2 separate regions of the Homo sapiens genome follow, and region 1 is linked to region 2. A link is an interaction called in ENCODE POLR2A ChIA-PET data of the cell type or tissue named here. Cell type or tissue: HepG2. All regions are shown on one strand. Links, peaks and the distances in the headings refer to the core of each region. The heading gives the core; the rest is flanking DNA.

What was found. ChIA-PET counts read pairs that join two places held together with the same protein. Peaks named below come from ENCODE experiments on the same cell type or tissue, not always from the same donor. Only the 100,000 strongest peaks of a DNase experiment are listed, where the experiment ranks them.
Region 1: POLR2A ChIA-PET joins it to region 2 with 6 read pairs; 6 of 35 experiments call an interaction of 5 or more read pairs at or near these places.

The regions. Positions count from the first base shown.
Region 1 is chr6:43,909,876-43,915,247 of GRCh38, reverse strand. The region is part of intron 1 of LINC01512 (long intergenic non-protein coding RNA 1512); the gene reads right to left. Among named protein-coding and RNA genes, the nearest start is that of LINC01512, 22 kb to the right of the region's middle. RefSeq lists enhancers at 1,301-2,090, 3,164-3,726, 3,727-4,291. In HepG2, for the core only: no CTCF peak of the experiment used is centred there; DNase peaks (open chromatin) are centred at 2,217, 2,547 and 3,317; H3K4me3 peaks cover 560 bases.
Region 2 is chr6:43,633,223-43,638,594 of GRCh38, reverse strand. MAD2L1BP (MAD2L1 binding protein) reads right to left here and starts at 2,755. Exons shown (of 3, transcript NM_014628.3): 1 at 2,674-2,755; 2 at 1,949-2,214. The coding sequence starts at 2,719. RefSeq lists enhancers at 203-989, 990-1,777. In HepG2, for the core only: no CTCF peak of the experiment used is centred there; a DNase peak (open chromatin) is centred at 2,784; H3K4me3 peaks cover 1,769 bases.

The DNA.
Region 1 (5,372 bases), core at 120-5,119, 280 kb before region 2:
GGGAATAGAGAGGTGGCTGGGGGTTTAGGGTGCACAGGAAAGGGAAGACCCGCAGGAAGGCAGGCTGAGAGTGGGGAGCTAAGTCCCCTAGTGGGAAAGACTGATCTCCACATCAGGAGATGATCTGTGGTCCTGCTCCAGACCAAGAAGTGGGCCCTCCTCCATGTGCCCAGGCTGACAGTCTCCCGCTCGCCTGCCCTGCTCCTGCACCCCACTTTAGGGCAATCCTGGGGGCACTGCCAGAGAACTGGGAGGCCTCCCTGGAGATCTAGGCTCTTCTGGCAGATGCCCATCCCCCTTTGTCCTGGGGCCTCTCGTTTGCCAATCCCAGGAAGCCCCTTGCTCAGAGGGAACTGATTTCCCCTAGACAGCCTTGCTCCTCCCGCTGCAGGACTCTCAGGGAGCCCTAAGAAATACCATGGGCTGTGGGCAGCCGCCGAGCCTGCTTCAGATCCAGCTCTGGTGAGTGTTGGGGCTGGGAAGCCACTGGTGATCTGGTGGTGTCAGCTCGTAGGCAGGTTTGCTCAGAGACCCACTTACTACTGGACTCAAGTGTAACTTCAAAGACCATCTGGACCTTGTGGGGGTGCAGGAAGGAAGCTGGCTTTGCTCGACTGGCACCATGGCATCAGCTGGCCCTGTTAAGTGGCCTTCGAGGACCTCCCTCCCCTGTCCCCCCATGATGAGTGAGAAGGACTCTGCCCACTGGGCTGTAAAGAGCCTCACAAAGTCAGCTCAGGCAAGACTCCCTACTTGCCGAGGAGGAAAACAGAGAGATGGGGAGGGCTTGGGATTCCGGAGCTTATGGACCCAGTGGGTGTTTCAATTCAATTCCAGGCCTCTTGGATGCAAAGGGGCAAAGCTCTTGTTGTGAGTTGAGACACAGCCCCTACCCTCTTAGACTGGGGATTTTCTGGGAGCAGGGCTGTGTTCCCTCATCAGATTGGCCCTGGGGGTGCAGGTAGGGGTAGAGGGTACCTCAGTTAGCTGTGACTTACTCCCACAATCAGAGTAAGACTGCAGTGTCTGCAGAAGGAGGAAATCTCTAACTCGTGATGCACAGGATCTGAGAGTGATTCATTACCAATGAGATAATATGGGGAGAGGAGGGGACATTTTTAACTTTCCTGAGAAGCTGTGGACCCCTGAGAAGATCTCTTGGTTTTCCTCCCTATCTTCTTCATCTCCTCACCACTGCTAGTCCTAACAGAGAGAGGAGAGCCAGGGATGGGGTGGCATCAGAGTAGGGCTGGGAGTGTAGCTGAGGTGTGGGGAGTCGGCCTGCTCCAGGGACTCCCTCCTGTTCTTTCAATCCCCTGTTCTGCATCCCTCAGCTGGCCCCTCTGGCCTCTCTGCAGCCTTGTCTTGCCCAGTGAGACACTAGCTGGGTACCTCCCTCCCTCCAGCTGCCCACTGCCAGGTACAGAGGATAAAAATACCCAGTGGAAAAACACGTGGCTCCAGGTCAAACATTAACCTGCAGGGCCTGGTGTGCCAGCCACGGTGTCCCTTCCCAGGCCACCTGGCCACCAACATGTGGCTGGTAGCAGTGTCCTCTCCCTCTGACCATCACTGAAATTCTCAGACACTTACCCACATGCTTCCTGCAGGAATTCTTCAGAAAGCAAACAGGCACCCACCTGAGGACCCCAGCCCCAAGGACCTAGGCCAGCCAGCCCTTCCAGACTGCCAGCTGCAGGGATGCTCCTCTCTCCTGCTCAGCCTGGGGTCTTCCCTGAAGCTCTCTGGGGTTCCAAGTCACCCCAGCTCCCAGCTGAAAACAGCCCCTCTGACCCTCTGGGGGAGGAGCCCAGCTCAGAAATCCTTAGTTCCTCAGGTTTCCCTTCTACTGCAAAGCTGAGCTCACTTAGAGCCAGAAGGACGGAAGACAGAGGGAAGGGAGCGGGGAGAGGAGGGGGTCTGGCCAATGCTGGCATCCACCTCTTAGCACGCTGGGAGGACACCTGGAGGAGGTACTGGGGAGAGGCGGGCTGGTGAGAAGTTCCAGCCCTGCCCCTAACTTGCCCTACATGCCCAGCTCTGTTGTTCTCTGGGCTGTGAGTCCAGACAGGTGGATGTTCCTCCCGTGGGCCTGGATGGCTCTACGCACACACCTCAGGCCCACCAGGTACTACCAGGCAGGGCCTGCTGGAGGCCACCCCCACAGCTGCCTGAGGCACAGAGCTGGGACAGCCTGACCCTTGGCCCCGACTCATCACACACTTCTGGGGTCCAATGCCCAGTGGTTCTAGGAAATGCCTACACTGCAGCTTTGAGCCTGGGCCAAATGCCCCATTTTCTGTCAAGGAAGCTTGACGGTGCGCGGTGAAGAGAGTACAGTCCATCTGGCCACAGCATGCTGCCCATCATTCTGGCCGCCTGAGGGTCGATGGGCCCTGCATGGAGCATGGAGCCTAGGAGGGGTTTTGGGGGCCCTGGGGTGTCTCTGGGGTCAGGAAGCACTTTGATATCTATGGCAGCATCACAGAGGCATGGCAGAGAGTATGTAAATATTAACTTTGAAGGGGAAGCAGAGGGTTTGAGCAGAGGTCAGCAAGGGCCTCGCAAGAGCGAGTCCTGCCCTGGGTCAAGAGTCCAGCACTGGACAGAGAGTTAAGAGGCCTGGAGCCTGACCTCTGAGAAACAGTGAGGTTCCCCCAGGCACAGGGATTCTCACCCAGGACTGTTCCCCAGGTTCCTTGAGACATTTCCCATCAGGGCGATGGTCACCATGTCAGGATAGGGCTCTGGGGACAGCTCCTGAAGGTCTGGCCCTGATGCTGAGCAAATCGGGGCACACAAGAAGCGCCATGGGCCTTGGAAGCCTTTGGTTTGGAGCCAAGTTCTGCCATTTAAGAAGCCACAGAGTCTTGCATGAGTTACTAAGCCTCTCTGAACCTCAGTTAACTTATCTATAAAATGGGGACAAGAGTGTCCAGCTCTCAAGGTGTTCCAAAGAACGCCTTGTTAAGTTAGCTGATCTTTATGTCGTGCCTGGAACAGAGAATTTATTATACAGGTGCTTGCTCTGGTCGTTTTTTTCTCTCCATTCTGGGCCTCAGTTTCCTCATCTGTAAAATGGGAATAAGGAGGCCCAGCTCACAGGACTAAATGAACTGGTCTTTACGTTGTTATTGCACATGGACCTTGTTCTGTAACTATTAGCATGGTTATCATCTGCTCTCCTCAGTTCCCTCACCTGGATTTGGTCATCTCTTAGGACCTCAGCTGGAGATCAGGGCCCTCAGCACCTGCTCCCTCAACACAAGCACACACCCTGCTCTTCCCCCTCCCTGCCTAGGCCAGAACTGCATCATATCTCCCTCATTATCATCCTGACATTTGCTTTGGCTGTGAAGCAATTACCTGCTGAATTGAACAAAGGCGGAGGAGGGAGGCAGATCATAGGATGGCCAGAAGTCGGGCTTTGGAGAGAGCCACAGGCAGAGGTGTTAGTCCATGCCCTGACCTCAGATCCCAGAAACAAAGCTGATGATGCAGGGAGGTGGGTGTGAGGTGGGGGTCAAGATTCAATTCCCCTAGCTGAGGAGCCGGAGCTGGGGGAGGGGGGATGTTTGCATCTGGATGCCATCTGGATGAGGGCAAACACCGAGGGGCCACTCAAGGAAATGCCTGAGCGGCAAATCAAATCCTGCAAAGAAATCACCAAGCCCTTGAAACGAAAGTCTGAAGGAGAGGAATGTGTCTGGGGAGTGTTGGGGGTGGTGGGGAGACCAAGCTGGGAGGAAGGCCAAGGAGGGAAAAGAAGGGACAATCCAGGGGGCCTCTGCAGGGGGCTCCCTAAACTGGTGGTCCCTCACCCCCAGCAGATGACGAAGCTAAGAACCTCTGGGCTGGAAGTGATGCAGGCAGGGTCCTCAAACGTGAAGAGGGTCTGCATTACCTCTGAATTCTGGGGCTGGCTCCCTGTACCCCCCACCACTTGTCAGACCCCATTCCCTAGAGTGCTGCCGATGTAGCTCCTACTGTGTGCACAGCCCCGGGCTGAGATTCCCAGATGCTCAGAGGTGTGGAGCAGCAGGCTGCGGAGGCTTTGAAATCCCTTCTCTCCTTAAACTGGTGTTTACAAACATTAACTTTTTTGGTCAAGCCATTTTCTCATCTCTTAAAGGGCATAATCTGGCAGCTTTTGGGGCCTCCCTGGGAGTGTAGCCAGTGGTTAACCCTAGGTGGGACTCCAGAGAAAGGGAGGGGTTTGGGGGTCTCTCAAGCCTCCATGGGCTGGGGACTACTTACTTGAATTTTTAGGCAACCTCCCTTGGCTCACCCTGCTGATGTAATGAGGACAGGCTGACCTGGTCCTGTACCGGCCCTGTTCAAGGAAGGCACTTTATGATGCAACTCCAAGGAAACAGTAAAGAAACACACTCACTCCAAGTCACCAGACACATACAGAACCTGGAGAGGCCAATGGCCTTCTTCCATCACTCCCCATATAAACCAGGCCAGGCAGGCATACGTGATTGTGTGCACACACATGCAGATGTGGGCATGTTTCTTCGTGCACATAATGTGGATGTGTTTGTGCAAGTTTTTGCATCTGTGGATGTGCACATATGCTTGCATATGTTTGCACTGTAGGTTTTTGTATATTTGTGCATTCATTTGTATGTTTTGTGCAAATGTGTTTGCATGCTTTCATATGTGAAAAATATGTGCATGTGCTTTGTGCAGCAGTGTTTGTGTATGTTATGCAAATAGGATGTGTATATTTATGTGTATATAGGTATATATTTACATATTTGTGTGTGTTTTCATCTGTACAATATGTGTATGTCTCTGTGTGAATATATAGTATACACATGTTTGTGTTTGTAATAAGGTGTTTGTATAATATGCTTCTGTGTTAATATATGTTTGTGGGTTTAATACATCTGTGTATAACTGGTATGTGTGTATATTATGTGAGTATGTATGTGTACCTGCGTTATGTGTATATGAAATGCAATTGTGTCTATATGTATGTGTATATAATGTGTCCATGTGAAAATGCATGCACATAATTAGCATATGTAAATAATGTGTATATATGTTTGTATATTTGTGTATGTAATGTGCATGGTGTGTATATGCCTGTGCCTGTAGGAAGAAGTTCAATGCATTAGGAACATCCCTGGACTTGCAGGTGAAGGAGGGAGTTCAAACCCCAGTTCCCCAGTCATGAGGCCTTACGGCACTGATTTGGCTTTCCTGAGCCTCTGCAGGCCCAGCTGTACCTGAACCAGTACTGTTCCCTGTCCTGCCTCCTACCCACAAGGCCCCGGGGTGGAGAGCATGAGGACAAGTAGACAGTCCAGGGCAGGAACGTCCTGGCAAGCACAAGAGGGCCTGCTGGATCCAGTCCTGCTTCC
Region 2 (5,372 bases), core at 57-5,056:
TCAATCTCCTGACCTCGTGATTCGCCTGCCTCAGCCTCCCAAAGTGTTGGGATTACAGGCGTGAGCCACCGCGCCCGGCCAATTTATTCTTAAATATTCACCAGACACAGAATAAAACTCTCCAACATGAAAGTCAAAGTCCAGAACAAAACAAATGGGGAATGGATTCTAGAAGAAACTGAGATGCCGCAAGGAACAAAGAAAAACTTAAAAATTCAATAATTAATATCCTCAGGCAAAAGAAGTTCATGGCCTGGCGCAGTGGCTCACACCTGTAATCCCAACAACACTTTGGGAGGCTGAGGCAGGTGGATAACCTGAGGTCAGGACTTCGAGACCAGCCTGGCCAACATGGTGAAACTCCATCTCTACTAAAAATACAAAAATTAGCCAGGTGGGCCAGGAGCAGTGGCTCACGCCTGTAATCCCAGCACTTTGGGAGGCCAAGGCGGGCGGATCACTTGAGGTCAGGAGTTTGAGAGCAGCCTAGCCAACATTGCGATACCCTGTCTCTACTAAAAATACAAAATTTAACCAGGTGTGGTGGCACATGCCTGTAATCCCAGCTACTTCGAGGCTGAGGCAGGAGAATCGCTTGAACCCAAAGTGGAGGTTGCAGTGAGCCGAGATCGCTCCACTGCACTCCAGCCTGGGCCACACAAGAGCGAGACTCCTTCTCAAAAAAAGAAACAAACAGGCGGAGCACGGTGGCTCATGCCTGTAATCCCAGCACTTTGGGAGGCTGAGGCAGGCGGATCACCTGAGGTCAGGAGTTCAAGACCAGCCTGGCCAACATGGTGAAACCCCGTCTATACTAAAAATACAAAAATTAGCTGGACATGGTGGCGCATGCCTATAATCCCAGGTACTCAGGAGGCTGAGACAGGAGAAGCACTTGAACCTGGGAGGCGGAGGTTGCAGTGAGCCAACATGGCACGACTGCACTCCAGCCTGGGTGACAGAGTGAAACTCCCTATCAAAAACAAACAAACAAACAAAAAATTAGCTGGGTGTGGTGGTGCATGCCTGTAATCCCAGCTACTGGGGAGGCTGAGGCAGGAGAATCACTTGAACCTGGGAGATTGGGGTTGCAGTGAGCTGCGATCATGCCACTGTCCTCCAGCCTGGGTGACAAGGCGAGACTCTGTCTCAAAAAAAAAAAAAAAAAAGAAGAAAAAAGAAGTCCATACAGAAATTAAACAACAGGATGCTATTAAAGAAACATGCAGGCCAGGCGCGGTAGTTCACGCCTGTAATCCCAGCACTTTGGGAGAGGCCAAGGCGGGCAGATCACTTGAGGTCAGGAGTTCGAGACCAGCCTGGTCAACATGGTGAAACCCCGTCTCTACCAAAAATACAAAAATAAGCTGGGCATGGTGGCACGTGCCTGTAATCCTAGCTACTGGGGAGGCTGAGGCATGAGAATCGCTTGAACCTGGGACATGGAGGCTGCAGTGAGCCGAGATCACGCCATTGCATTCCAGCCTGGGCAACAAGAGAGAGACTCTGTCTCAAAACATAAAATAAATAAATTAATTAAAATACAAAAATTAGCTGGGTGTGGTGGCAGGAGCCTGTAATCCTAGCTACTCGGGAGGCTGAGGCAGCAGAATCGCTTGAACCTGGGAGGCGGAGGTTGCAGTGAGCTGAGATCTCGCCACTGCACTCTAGCCTGGGCAACAGAGCAAGACTCTGTCTCAAAAGAAAAAAATGCAAAGAGCCAGTTCATTAAGTCCAAATGCAACACGTGAGTTTCAGAAAGAAAGAACAGTTGAAAAAGCCAGAAGGGTTAGGCTACCAAAGACTAGAGTGGGGAGAAAGTGACCGAAGCCCTGGAAGCTGCTTATTCTCTCAGGCTTTGAAGATTTCTTAGACCCCCTTTCTACCTGCCTCCCATCTAAGAGCCACAAAGTCTTCCCACCAACTTGCTCCCAAAGCCTGTGCCTACCTGGGGAGAAGGTTTTCGGTAAAAGTGCTTAAGCTGTTCATAGGGCAGAGGGAGCTGCTGGCGTTGATACATGATATGCTTTAGAAGTTCACAAGTAAACTGACAGCAGCCTTCCTGGCTCACAGGCCCAGGAAACACCACTGGTACCATGCAGTCTCTTGGGCAAAAGGCCTCCGAAGCGTTGAGAGGTTCCTGCGTAGAGCTTGTCTCAAGTAGTTCTATCTGGGAGGCGTGAGTTTCTTCGGACTTCTCATACCACTCCAAATCTGGTAGATGAAAAGAGGGACAAGAGAGAAAAATTAAAAACCTAAAAGCCAGTCAGTCTTCTCATTCCCTGTGGCCGACAAACCAGCCACCCTGAAAAAGCAGGCACTCCGACATACGCCCATATCCTCCGCAGCCTACAGTATGGGCCGTGGCAGGGAGAGATTCCTGATCCCTGTTGCCTGAGGAGATTTAATCGACTGCAAGATAGTGGGGGGATTTCGGAGGGCTCCCCGCTCAGAAAGCTGCGGGACTTGATCTGGGGAAATGAGTCAAAAGTGTAGTCAAGCAGGGTCCAGTGCGACCCAGGGCGATGGAGTCACAGCCAGAGCCGTGTAGGACACCCGGAAGACAGGGAAGACGGGCTAGGGAGAGGACCAGCGGATAAACGAATGGATGGCGCGGCGGTAGGGAAGAAACAAGTCCCCAAGGCTCCCCAAACTCTTGGCCCCACGCCTTACCAGGGACTGCGGCTGAGGACAGAACCTCCGCCTCCGGCGCCGCCATCACGACCTCCCCTCCGCTACTCCTTGCGGTTAGAATAAAGGTCTCGCGGGGCATCATGGGAAGCCCGCGCCTCCACTTCCGGCTCAGTTGGGTCGGAAAAAAGGCGCGGCGTCGCCGCAGTGTGGGGGAGGTTAAGTGGAGCTGGGATTTGAACCCTGCGTTCCTCCTTTAACACCCTGGCAAATGTACGCCTAACCCTTGCCCAGCAGGGAACCCAGGAGTTCTCAGCCACTGAGCGCTGCTTTCTAAAAGACACCAGCCCTCTTGCATCTATTCACTCCAGCATTCACTACTCACTGTGCACCTACTTCGTGCCAGGCCCTGTCCTAGGTGCTGGAGACAGCGGAGAACAAGCCAGGCGCGGGCCCCGTGCTCAAGGGGTTCACTGCCTGTAGATACAATACAATGTGATGAATTATACAGAAAAGTGTACACGGGGTGTGGAAGTGAAAAACAAGGGTGGCTGACCCACAGAGGGTAGGGGCTGGGAAGGAGTGGTCCCAGAAGAAATGTGTGAAGCTGTGACCTGTAGGATAAGTCAACAAGGTAAAGAGGAGGGCCTAGTGCTCCTGGAGACCTTGAGACAAGAGCATACTCTGTACAAGGAATGAAAAGAGTTCATATTATAAAGAGTTAAGGCTGTAGTGAATAACAGGAGCCAGATCATGGCAGGACCGTATAAGCCACGTGAGAGTTTGGACTTGATCCTGTAGGCAGATGGGGAAGCCTTGAAAGGTTTAAGTAGGAGAGTGGCATGATTAAATTTACATCTTATAAATTTAATCTCTACCCTGGCTGCAGGATAGAGATTGGATTACAGAGAGGATAAGAGAGGAGGCAGGGATACCAGTTAGAGGTAGTGCAATTACCCGAGTACTTGATGAAAGCAGCCTAACCTAGCGTAGTCACAGTGGGGTGGAGATAATTGGGTAAACTCGAGATATTTAGGAGGTCCAGTGAACATAACTTGGGGATTGATTTACAAGGAGGAGGAGGAATAGAAATAGACTGAGAAGAGGCCAGGCACGGTGGCTCACGCCTGTAATCCTAGCACTTTGGGAGTCCAAGGCAGGTGGATCACGAGGTCAGGAGTTTGAGACCAGCCTGGCCAACATGGTGAAACGCTGTCTCTACTAAAAATACAAAATTTAGCCAGACATGGTGGCATGCACCTGTAATCCCAGCTACTCAGGAGGCTGAGGCAGGAGAATCGCTTGAAGCCGGGAGGCGGAGGTTGCAGTGAGCTGAGATCGCACCACTATACTCCAGCCTAGGTGACAGAGTGAGACTCCATCTCAAAAAAAAGAAAAAAAGAAAAAAAAGAAAGAGACTGACAAGAAAACAAGCAGGTTTCTGACTTCAGCAATTGTATGGGAAATTGTACCATTCAATGACAGAGGGAAGCAGGGTGCCGAGGCCAGGAGTTCAATACCAGCCAGGACAAGATTGGGGACCCTGTTTCTGCAAAATTAAAAATTTTTTTTTAAAGTTAGCCAGGTGTGGTGGTGCACAACTGTCGTCCTGGCTATTCTGGAGGCTGAAGCAGAGGATTGCTTGAGTCCAGGAGTTCGACACTTACAGTGAGCTATGATCATGCCACTGCACTTCAGCCTGGGCAGCAGAGCAAGACCATGACTCAAAAAAAAAAAAAAAAAGAAAAAAAGAAAAAAAAAAAGGATGGAGGAAACACTAAAATAGGAAATAAGACCAGGTTTGTTGGGGTGGGAGGTGAGTAGGAGAAAAGATGAGTTCAGCTTTTCACAGATTGAATTTGACATCTCCATAGGATAATGAATAGAGATATTTAGGAATGCCATTTGCAATAAAGGTATGTATTTAAGAGCCATCAGCATGTTAGTGAATAAGATCACCCAGGGAGGGTGTAGAATGAGAATGGGCTAGGATATTGAAGACACTAATGTTTAGGGGATGACCAGAGAGACAGAAGCTATGGAGAAGACTAAAGAGTACCCACAGGAGGATAAAGAAAAATAGACAAATGGCCGGGCAAGGTGGCTCATGCCTGTACTCCCAGCACTTTGGGAGGCTTAGGTGGGAGGATTGCTTGAGCCTGGGAGGTTGAGGCTACAGTGAGCTGTGATCGCACCACTGCCCTCCAGCCTGGGTGACAGAGGGAGACCCTGCCTCCAAAACCAAAATAGACAAGTGGGGCCAGGCATGGTGGCTCATGCCTGTAATCCCAGCACTTTGGGAATTCAAGGCAAGGGGAGTGCATCAATCCAGAAGTTTGAGACCAGTCTGGGCAACATAATGAGACCTTGTCCCTACCAATAAATAAATAAATAAATTAAATAAGTGTCAGGTCATGGAGGCCAAGAAAAGGGCGTGTTTCAGGAAGTAGGGACCAGAGGTCAAAACACACTATAAAAGTACAGCAATTAGAGGCCAGGCACAGTGGCTCACGCCTGTAATCCCAGCACTTTGGGAGGTCGAGGTGTGCAGATCACCTGAGGTCGGGAGTTTGAGACCAGCCTGACCAACATGGAGAAACCCCGTCTCTACTAAAAATACAAAATTAGCCAGGCGTGCTGGTGCATACCTATAATCTCAGCTACTTGGGAGGCTGAGGCAGGAGAATCCCTTGAACCTGGGAGGCGGAAGTTGTGGTGAGCTGAGGTCATGCCATTGTGCT